2 separate regions of the Homo sapiens genome follow, and region 1 is linked to region 2. Evidence: chromatin contacts called from ENCODE Hi-C or POLR2A ChIA-PET data. All regions are on one chromosome and are shown on one strand. The core of a region is the stretch at or near the end of the contact, and the rest is flanking DNA. Distances in the headings are between cores, read along the strand shown. Region 1 overlaps PRKCA (protein kinase C alpha). Region 2 overlaps PRKCA (protein kinase C alpha).

The links. Hi-C counts contacts between places; a loop is a spot of excess contacts on that map. ChIA-PET counts read pairs that join two places held with the same protein, here RNA polymerase II (POLR2A). Pooled maps may share reads with other maps.
Region 1: a pooled map shows a loop between it and region 2 (2.6-fold over the local background). The contact joins two enhancer-like sites. A Hi-C loop is called at or near these places in 1 of 168 maps with a recorded cell type or tissue (prostate gland), 2 of 37 single-sample maps with no recorded cell type and 3 of 50 pooled maps. POLR2A ChIA-PET finds 5 or more read pairs at or near these places in 4 of 52 experiments (AG04450, H1, PC-9 and 1 more).

What each region holds. Positions count from the first base shown.
Region 1 is chr17:66,539,945-66,545,275 of GRCh38, reverse strand. The region is part of intron 3 of PRKCA (protein kinase C alpha); the gene reads right to left. Among named protein-coding and RNA genes, the nearest start is that of PRKCA-AS1, 130 kb to the right of the region's middle. RefSeq lists a silencer at 2,796-2,845. Within about 2 kb of position 3,260, at least 9 of the 41 ENCODE cell types and tissues checked have a DNase peak (open chromatin) inside an H3K27ac peak, as active enhancers do.
Region 2 is chr17:66,418,558-66,423,332 of GRCh38, reverse strand. The region is part of intron 2 of PRKCA (protein kinase C alpha); the gene reads right to left. Among named protein-coding and RNA genes, the nearest start is that of PRKCA-AS1, 4.1 kb to the right of the region's middle. Within about 2 kb of position 2,257, at least 2 of the 41 ENCODE cell types and tissues checked have a DNase peak (open chromatin) inside an H3K27ac peak, as active enhancers do.

The DNA.
Region 1 (5,331 bases), core at 2,011-4,510, 120 kb before region 2:
TTGTATTTTTTAGTAGAGGCGGGGTTTCACCGTGTTAGCCAGGATGGTCTCGATCTCCTGACCTCGTGATCTGCCCGCCTTGGCCTCCCAAAGTGCTGGGATTACAGGCGTGATTCACTGCGCCCAGCCTAAATTATCTGTATTAAACTCCTGCAGCACTGACAAGTAGAAATAACATTTTTGAAAGCTCAGAGAAGTATTTTCCAACATTTGCTTAAGCCTAGAAAAAAGTCTGGCAATCAATAAACATTTGATTAACTTAAATAATGTAACTTTCGGTAAGTTACTTATCATTTCGTGATCTGTAAAATAGAGAAAATAATGGTAATTTATTAACCACCTAAGGAAATCGTAATAATTTACTTTTAAAAAATGATATTGGTGGTCGGACATGGTGGCTCATGCCTGTAATCCCAGCACTTTGGGAGGCCGAGGCGGGTGGATCACCTGAGGTCAAGAGTTTGAAACCTGCCTGACCAACATGGTGAAATCCCATCTCTACTAAAAATACAAAAATTAGCTGGGCATGGTGGCGCATGCCTGTAATCCCAGCTACTTGGGAGGGTGAGACAGTAGAATGGCTTGAACCTGGGAGGTGGAGGTTGCAGTGAGCTGAGATCATGCCACAGTACTCCAGCCTGGGTGACAAAGCAAGACTCACTCCATCTTAAAAAAAAAATGATATTGGTAATTCTTTCTTTGAATAAAGAAGACTAAAAGTACTGTAACAAGGCTTCATGTAACTCTCAATGTAAGGGAGTAACCTCATTTTCTGGAAAACTGAATATTTTCTTTTTATGTACTAAGGCTTGTTTTTAGTCTTTTCTTTTTTAAACCAGCATGTATACAAATATTTCTAAAACGCACTTTAAGTCCCTTGTTTTGTTAAACAAAATATGTCAATATACTTCAACATTTTCTCAATGATCACAGTGGTGACCTAGAATACTAGTGTTTATAGTATTTTGGTTCACAGCATTGGGTTCATGAACTACATGGGGGTCTTCTTCCTAAACTAAGTGGCCATGAGAAATCTTTTGTAGTTGTTGTTTGAGATGGGGTCTCGCTGTGTCGCCCAGGCTGCAGTGCAGTGGTCTGATCTTGGCTCACTGCAGTCTCCACCTCCCGGGTTCCAGCGATTCTCCTGCCTCAGCTCCCCCCACCACCCCAGTAGCAGGGACTACAGGTGTGCACCACCACACGTGGCTAATTTTTGTATTTTTTTTAGTACAGTCAGGGTTTCACCAAGTCGGCCAGGCTGGTCTCGAACTCCTGACCTCAAGTGATCTGCCTGCCTTGGCCTCCCAAAGTGCTGGGATTACAGGCGTGAGCCACAGCACCCAGCCTAGCAATCTTGTTTCTGTACAATTATGGGGCCTGCTGAAGTTCAGTCCTGCTCTCACTGAGTCTACTGTTTTACCATCCTCCCATTTTCTGCTTCTGACATTTGACACCAGAAAGCCAGCAAACCAGGCTTGTTCCAGAACTTTGGGGTGTAGCCTTTTCTATGGTGTAGGGTACATGGACTTCATGATGCCTCTTGGGATTGCTAAGTGTCTAACAATGTTCAATTCTGTCTTCACCACAGCACTATGTTGCTTCGTATTTCTGCATTATAAAATCTGCCTGATAAATAATCCGCTTGTTCCTCTCATATGCTGACAGATTTCTGCATGGTCAATGGAGCTTAGAGTATATAAAATACAAGTCTGGGAGAGTTTCCTTATAGTTCAAATATATAAATTTAATGTTCAAAAGAATGTAATTGTTTCAAGCAACATACTAGTAGACAAGCTGGAACTCACTGATTTCATTTCATTAGTCTCAAATAACAAAGGGTACTTCATAGCATCAAAAGCCAGACCTCACAATAACTTATGTTTTAGTATCTTACAGTATCTCATTATATAAATAATAAAATGACTAGGGTTTTGGTGAGAAGGAAGAGAGAAGAGCCACATGGTATTCAAAGAATGCCAGGAAACCACAAATACTGCATTCTTTTGAACATTAAATATACTTGAACTATAATGGAAACTCTCCCAGACTTACATTTTATATAAATACACTAAGCTCCATTCACTGTGAAGAAAACTGTCGTCATACGGAAGAAAATAAGTTGATTATTTATCAGGCAAAATTTATAACACAAAGTGCTAAATCAGGCACATTGCATTAAACATTATACTGACTATAAACAAGGATAGAAATTACGGAAGTGCATAGCTTTGGAAATTGAGTGAAAATAACAGCATAATTCAACTTTAATTGGATGCCTATAGATGAAACAATAATTGACTCTTAACTGTAACTCCAAGATATTTTATGACTATAACATTTTCTAAGTAATCTACTTGAAAAATACCTCATTGACTCATCAAATCCTATCTTTAAAATGTTACCCTCGTTCCAAGAAAATCACATGCATACACTAGAATGAAATGACTTGTCAAATATAATTTGAATCCAGTAAAACAAAAAAAGCATTAATCTGTACTTTCTCATTAATAGCAAGATAATTTTCCAAGTGAAACACACACAATACAATACACATTTGTTGAGACTCCCCAATGGCTCCCACTTGTCTTTCCAACCTTCATATCCTTCCACAGGCCTTTGCAGAGGAATCCCTTCCGACTATCAGTCTCTGAAGAATTCTCACACTTCCTGACACCACACCTCTACTCAGGGTGCTCTGCCCTCCCTACTTGGGACTATTGTGTCTCCTCACCCAAGTCTTATTGGAACATCTTTCCAGGTCCTTCATAACTGCTCTATTTCCCAAGAAGCCTTCTTGGGGCAGAAATAATCCCTCCTTGCTCTCACCCCCATGGTACTCAGCACCTGGTACTCTCATGTGCGACTTCTATGCTCTGGGTTTTCTCACAGCACACATGGCTTACTAACTGCCTATCTCCCAACCACACACAGGAAGCTCTTAAGGCCAAGTAGCACCACTGTATGTCCACAGAAACTAGCACAAAGACTGTGCACATACAAATTAATTGCAAACCACATCGTGAAAATCCTAAGCATAAAGAAAGAAAAAGGTCATATTTTAATCACCATCTAATACAGAACAGTTTCTTAAGGCCTCTCTGTAATAATTTTAAAGTTAAGGGGAAAATGCTTGGCTCAGTCCACTCCGTATAAACTCCTTAAACATTAACTAGTAATTTTAAAAGCATGAAATGACTTTCTCCCCTGGGGCTTTATATAGAACCATAATAACCGCAACACGAGCTTCAGGACTCTGCAATTGCCTGATACTAAAGTCCCACTGTGAGATTCCACGTGGTGGCTTGTTATCAGCCTTACATAGAACAAATGTGGTCAGCCAAAAATTTACTGTGGGGCTCAAAAACATTTTAGGGGCTCATACAAGCTTAGGGCCTTGACATTTAAGTGATAACTGAGAGGCATGCACTGATAGAAAATCCTCAGAGACTCAGAAGAGTTTTAAACAATGCAGTTGTACATTTTTATAGGGCACATGTTCTGAAACCTCAAAAATAGATATGTAAATGTCATCTGAAGCTGTGTCATTTTTACTTAATTTTTGGCATAACCTGTCGCCTCAAAAAGTCTTTGTGGCTTGTGTATGGCAGGCAAACGGTGTCAGATGCACTTCCAAAGTGCCATGAGGCGTGGACTGGACGTCAGCTCTGCTTTGCACGTGCAATTCCTGCCTGCAGAACTGCAGCTAGCATCTGCTGCCTCTGGCATCTGCTGCCTCTGGATGAGCCTCTATTTGGAAAGTGGGAATTATTTTTTCTTCCACATCCAAGACCAGCAGAGTAGCTTTCAATCCCAGTCAACTGCTCTTTGCCGCAGAAATCAATATAAGCAACAGAGGAAAAAAACAATAAAGGGGCTAAGCCTCCAAAATCTTGCATTTTCCCTTGGCTCGGGCAAAGGTCCCCTCATTTCTTTCAAGAACACCAGAGGCAAGAGTTTGAGGTGGGGGCCGCAGGAGCACGTACCACAAGACCTTCTTACTGAGCCACAATCTGCAGCTAACTCTTGGTCAATCTGTGCAGTGGAGAAGCGGCACACAACATATCAAAATCTAGTTAAAAAATAAAACAAAACCCCTCATGGTCACATCTTTGTTCAAACTATCTTACTAGAGCTCGTGCTTCCAAAGAATCAGATAGACTCATTTGAGAGTCTACTCTAAATCTTGCCCTCCCCTGTAGCTGGAATGGTCCCTAAACAGCTCTGAGATGGCCAGAGAATACCAGTGGAAACAGCTAGTAACAGCCACTTCCTACCTCTGTAGGGTTCTACCAAATACTTGCACATACCTTGTCTTATTTGGTCATTTTCCACAGTGTGGGATACCATAGGTGTGACCATTTTCTCAGCTGAGAAAAGGGAGGCTCAGGGAGTGCACAGAGAAATATACAACGGAATAGGTCCAGGAAGTGCCAGATCTCGAGGTCAAACCATGATACTAATAATTACCCTCGACTGCCTCTGTTGTAAGCCACCATATTCAATCTTTTGATAGACAGAGAAATGGGAGACTCAAACAAGTGACAGAGACAGAACCGGGGGTTTCACACAAGGTCTCACAGAGCCTACAGCCTGAATTCCGTCTCAGCCTAGGAACCCTCTGCAAAATCCAGATGTTTTGCCTTCAGGCCCAGCTGGCCTTCGACCACAGAGCACTCACAAAGTGCAGCAGGGCCCCGCTGGGAGGCCCCACTCCACTCCGAGTGCTGCTTCTAACTGCAGCCCCCGCACGGCAGCCCGCCACCCAACTGACTGCTCTGGGCTATTTATGAGATGGTCCCTGCTCTCGGGAGACGTCCCTCTTTGGATTATTCATCCTCTCCTCACCCCCAAAGCAGCAAAACCAGCACACGCCGTCCCCCCAGCGTCAAGCCCCACTCCAGGGTTTGCAGGCAGCTGCCTCCCTCTCCGCCCCCTCTTTTAGAGACAGTCAGGGCTCCAGACTCTCCGCTGGGCTCTGTGCTGAATGTTACCCTTTGTCTCAGAACCCTGGGCTGGCTCTGACGGCTGGAAAGCCTGAACAACAATGATGAATCAGAGTATTTATTTTTGAGGTTTTCTCCAAGCTGCCTCTTCATCAGCTCTGAAATAGCAGCATTCAAGCTGCCACAGACACTTCCCGAAGTTTGCTGGCCTAGGGTTCCCAATGGGGAAAACATCACCTCCCTGGCAACAAACACAACAGCCTCCTAACACCCCTTCTGCAGGAGAGGCACCAACTGCATCTCTCCAAAAGACGGGTGGCCTACATGTTTAAATTGATTTTCGAAATTATTTTCAAATCCCTCGGGTTGCGTGAGCAAGGGTGGATTT
Region 2 (4,775 bases), core at 1,008-3,507:
TTTCACTATGGTGCATAAAAGGTTGCATCAGACAAGAAACCGGGCATAAAACAAAGTACTACCAGCTTGATGACATGAGGGGCAAAATCCTCGCTGCATTCCGGTGAGACTCTCTCAGCATCATGAATAAAATTAAATCACTATCAATCCCCAACGCTTTTGCTAACAGAGTCCAGAGTTCTAAGAGTACCTCCTTCTCTGCAATAATACTTTTTTTTTTTGAGACAAGGTCTCGCTTTTATCACCCAGGCTGGAGTGCAATGGCGTGATCTGGGCTCACTGCAACCTCCACCTCCCTGGTTCAAGCGATTCTCCTGCCTCAGCCTCCCGAGTAGCTAGGATTACAGGTGCCTGCCACTATGCTCAGCTAATTTTTCTATTTTTAGTAGAGACGGGGTTTCACCATGTTGGCCAGGCTGGTCTCGAACTCCTGACCTCAGGCGATCCACCTGCCTCAGCCTCCCAAAGCGCTAGGATTACAGGTGTGAGCCACCATGCCCGGCCTGCAATAATGCTTTAATGAGGTGAGAGCACTATCTACCTGTGGTTATTGAATGAATCCAAGATTGCTTATAAATAATCCAACCACTGTGTTAAAAATAAGAGTGTCACGGTATATAAAAATGGTTTGACACGGGCTCTCTTATGTCCTAGATTGCATGATGCTGCTGGAAAGACAGGACTGGCTAAAAGAAGTTGGTCCTGTTGACTGGCTTCAGTGTGAGATTCTCTATTTCTATATTATTGCACAGAGCCCTGAAGCCAGTGAAAATCCTCACTGCCCTTCTGGGCCTTTAGAACATTTTGAAACTAACATGTCTTCAGGGCATTCCTTTATCCTTCTTCCAGATATGACATGTATTCATCCAATAATATCCAACCTATATTTATTGAGGGCTTACGCTATGCTCTAGGTGCTAGGGATACAGTTTTATGAATAAAACAAAATTCCTGTTTCATGTTCTAATCCATGACACATCAAATAATTATTAACTGAGCTCTTGAAACAGAACTGCCAATGTACTACGAAAAAGTGAAGTGGGTGTTATGAGCTGAACCTCACCCCCCAAAAATTCATGTTAGTCTCCCCTCAAATCACTCATGTTAAAGTCCCAATCCCCAGTATCTCAGAATGTGACCTTATTTGGAAATAGGACCTTTTAGAAAGGCAAGAGGGTTATATGAGGTCATTAAGGTGGGCCCTAATCTGGTAGGACTGGGATCTTTATGAGAAGAGATTATGACAAACAAGGACAGAGAGAAAACCACGTAAAGATACAAGGAGGAGATGGCATCGACGAGGCAAGGAGAGAAGCTCCAGACAAAACCAACCCCCTGCTGACACCTTGATCTTAAACATCTAGCCACCAGAATTGTGAAAAAATAAACTTCTGCTGTTTAAGCTACCCAGTCTGTGGTACTCTGTCACAGCAGCCCTAGCAAACTAAACAGTGGGTAAAAAGGAAAAAGTAGAGAAAAAGAAATTTCAAGGCCAGGCATGGTGGTTCACACCTGTAATCCCAACACTTTGGGAGGCCAAGGCGGGTGGATCACTTGAGGCCAGGAGTTGGAGACAAGCCTGGCCAACATGATGAAACCCAGTCTCCACTAAAAGAAAAAAAAAAAAAAAAAATTAGCCAGGCCTGGTGGCGGGTGCCTGTAATCCCAGCTACCTGGGAGGCTGAGGCAGGAGAATTGCTTGAACCTGGGAGATGGAGGCTGCAGTGAGCTGAGATGGTGCCACTATACTCCAGCCTGAATAATAGAGTAAGACTCTGTCTCAAAAAAAGAAAGAAAAGAGAAGAGAAGAGAAGAGAAGAAAGAAGAAAGAAAATTTCAGAGCTATCTTTCCCTATAAAGCTGAAAATCACTTGATAGAGCTATAAAAAAAAAAAAAAAAAAAACAGAGGCTGTGGCTGAGTTCTGACATAATTACACAAACTGACAATAGAGGTAAGTGGTCAAAGGGAAAAGGGACTGCCCCTTCCTTCCAGAAAGGCAAAAACCTGAAACTGGCCCCTAAAGCAGTTCTCTGTTCCATTAGAAGAGCCTGTGAACTCCCATGACAAACACCAAAATCTTTTTACTCTCTCTCTAAATTACTCAACCAAAATCCTTTAGTTTCACTTATCTTCCTCCTGAGCAAAAGCAGAAGGCAGTATGCATGTGCCCAACTGGAGTAGCCATCAGGCAAGCATTTTATCAGGCAAGCATTTTTCAACTTCACTGGAGTAGCCATCCAACATGCGTTTTTCATCTTCATTGTGCAATGACGCTTGGACTCCGTCACCAGACAGTCATCCACCAATTTAGAACCTAGGAAGACAGGTTTCCCATGACAGCATAACAATAATGCATTATCAACAAGCTAGTAGAAATTCCAGTCCTTTCTTTCTTCAGGGTTAATTTCTCTCATTATGTGAAGGGGGTTTTGAAATTCCACAAAGGAGGGGAATGCAGGGGACAACGACATCACTGAATTCCAAAACTTCAGGCCAAAAGAGAACATTGATTTGACTGTCTTCTTAGTCCAAAACTGGTCTCAAAATGATAAAAATCGCCAGTCAAAATCCTCCAAATGTCTTTTCTTCCCTCTGACTACAAATGCTCCATGCTCCTCAACCTAGAATGGGTTACATCCCGAAAAACCACCATATATTGAAAGTATTGTCGTGCATTTAATACACCTAACACCATATCGTAGCCGAGCCTACCTTAACCGTCCACAGAACACTTACATGAGCCTACAGTTGGGTAAAATCATCTCATGCAAAGCCTATTTGATAATAAAATGTTAAGTATCTTGTGTATTTACTGAATGCTGTGCTGAAAAATGAAAAACAGAATGGTCGTACAGGTACTTGAAGTACAATTTCTACTGAATTTCTATCACTTTTACACCGTCATGAAGTTGAAAAATCTTAAGCCAAACCATGCTAAGTTGGGACCATCTGTATTAGTTCTGACTCTTGACTAAAGCTTAGACAAAGCTGATGCTTCATAAACTTTAAGAACATGTCCCCTGGCCAGGTGTGGTGGTTCACGCCTGTCATCCTAGCACTTTGGGAGGCCAAGGCAGGTGGATCACCAGGTCAGGAGATCAAGACCATCCTGGCCAACATGGTGAAACTCCGTCTCTACTAAAAATACAAAATTAGCCGGGCGTGGTGGCATACTTCTGCAGTCCCAGCTACTTGGGAGGCTGAGGCAGGGGAATCGCTTGAACTCAGGAGGCGGAGGCTGCAGTGAGCCGAGATTGCGCCACTGTATTCCAGCCTGGTGACAGAGCAAGACTCCGTCTCATATTTAAAAAAAAAAAAAAAAAAAAAAGAACACAACCCAGAATGGGGTTTGTTTACCCCTTCAACAAACACTGACTGAGGACGCATTATGTTTACTACACATTGCTGTGGCTCAGTAAGTGCTGGGCACAAGATGTCAATAAATGAAGAAATACATGGATGGACCTATGCCTTGGAGACTTTCCCAATCATGCCCCAAGACATCAATCTCCAAGACTCTATTAAACTTGTAAGTTTAATAAAGTAGGCAGGTTTCTTTTTTCTTTAACATATGAAGCATAATATAATCTGATGATTCAGAAGGGACCTCAAGATTGTGTTGTGCCGTTTTTCTCATGCGGAGTGTTTAATTCTGGTTAGTAAAACTTTGAACCAAAAAAAATTCACATATAATTCACATCAAGTGACTAAAGACAGATACAATATGGGCATTTTGATGTGTACATTTGTACTTGACCAGGGCACAATTTATAATATACTAAGAAAACTTTAAAAATTAATTATAAAATGAGTATTTTTAGCACCCTTAGTAACAGCTACTTGTTTTAAACTATTATTTCGTTTTTGGTGACCAAATTATATTTGACCATAATTAAAGAACATATAACCTTAAAATAACATTTAAGAAACACAGTTACAACAGACACATGTTATATTAAATGAAGAAAGGAAAGAAATGTACATGTATTAAAGGGTACTGAGGTTTTTCAAACCCATTCTTTTGAAAAGGCCTTTTTATTCACTTTCATTTAAGTCAATTTAAACCTAAAAAATGTCTCTACTCAGTATGCTTACAGAAAGAGGTGACATCAGTGTTGAGCACATGACTGCCTAACAACCACTCAGTGCTAATCATTGAACTAGTATTCTTATTTGATTATCCTAACATAATAATTGAGCCCATGTATATACGCAAGATATGGAGGATCCAACTGATCAACTGCAGAAAGAAAAACACTCAAAAAATGCTGAGGCCAGGTGCAGTGGCTCAAGCCTGTAATCCCAGCACTTTGGGAGGCTGAGGTGGGCGATCACGAGGTCAGGAGATCAAGACCATACTGGCTAACACGGTGAAACCCCTTCTCTACTAAAAATACAAAAAAAAAAAAAAATTAGCCGGGCGTGATGGTGGGCGCCTGTAGTCCCAGCTACACAGGAGGCTGAGGTAGGAGAATGGCGTGAACACAGAAGGCGGAGCTTGCAGTGAGCCGAGATCGCGCCACTGCACTCCAGCCTGGGCAACAGAGTGAGACTCCCTCTTAAAAAACAAACAAACAAAGAAAAACGCTGAAACCGGCTGGGAGCAGTGGCTCGTGCCTATAATCCCGCACTTTAGGAGGCTGGGGCTGGAAGATCACTTGAGGTCAGGAGATCGAGGCCACCCTGGCCAATATGGTGAAACCCCGTCTCTACTAAAAATACAAAAATTAGCCAGGCGTGGTGACATGCACCTGTAAGTCCCAGCTACTTAGG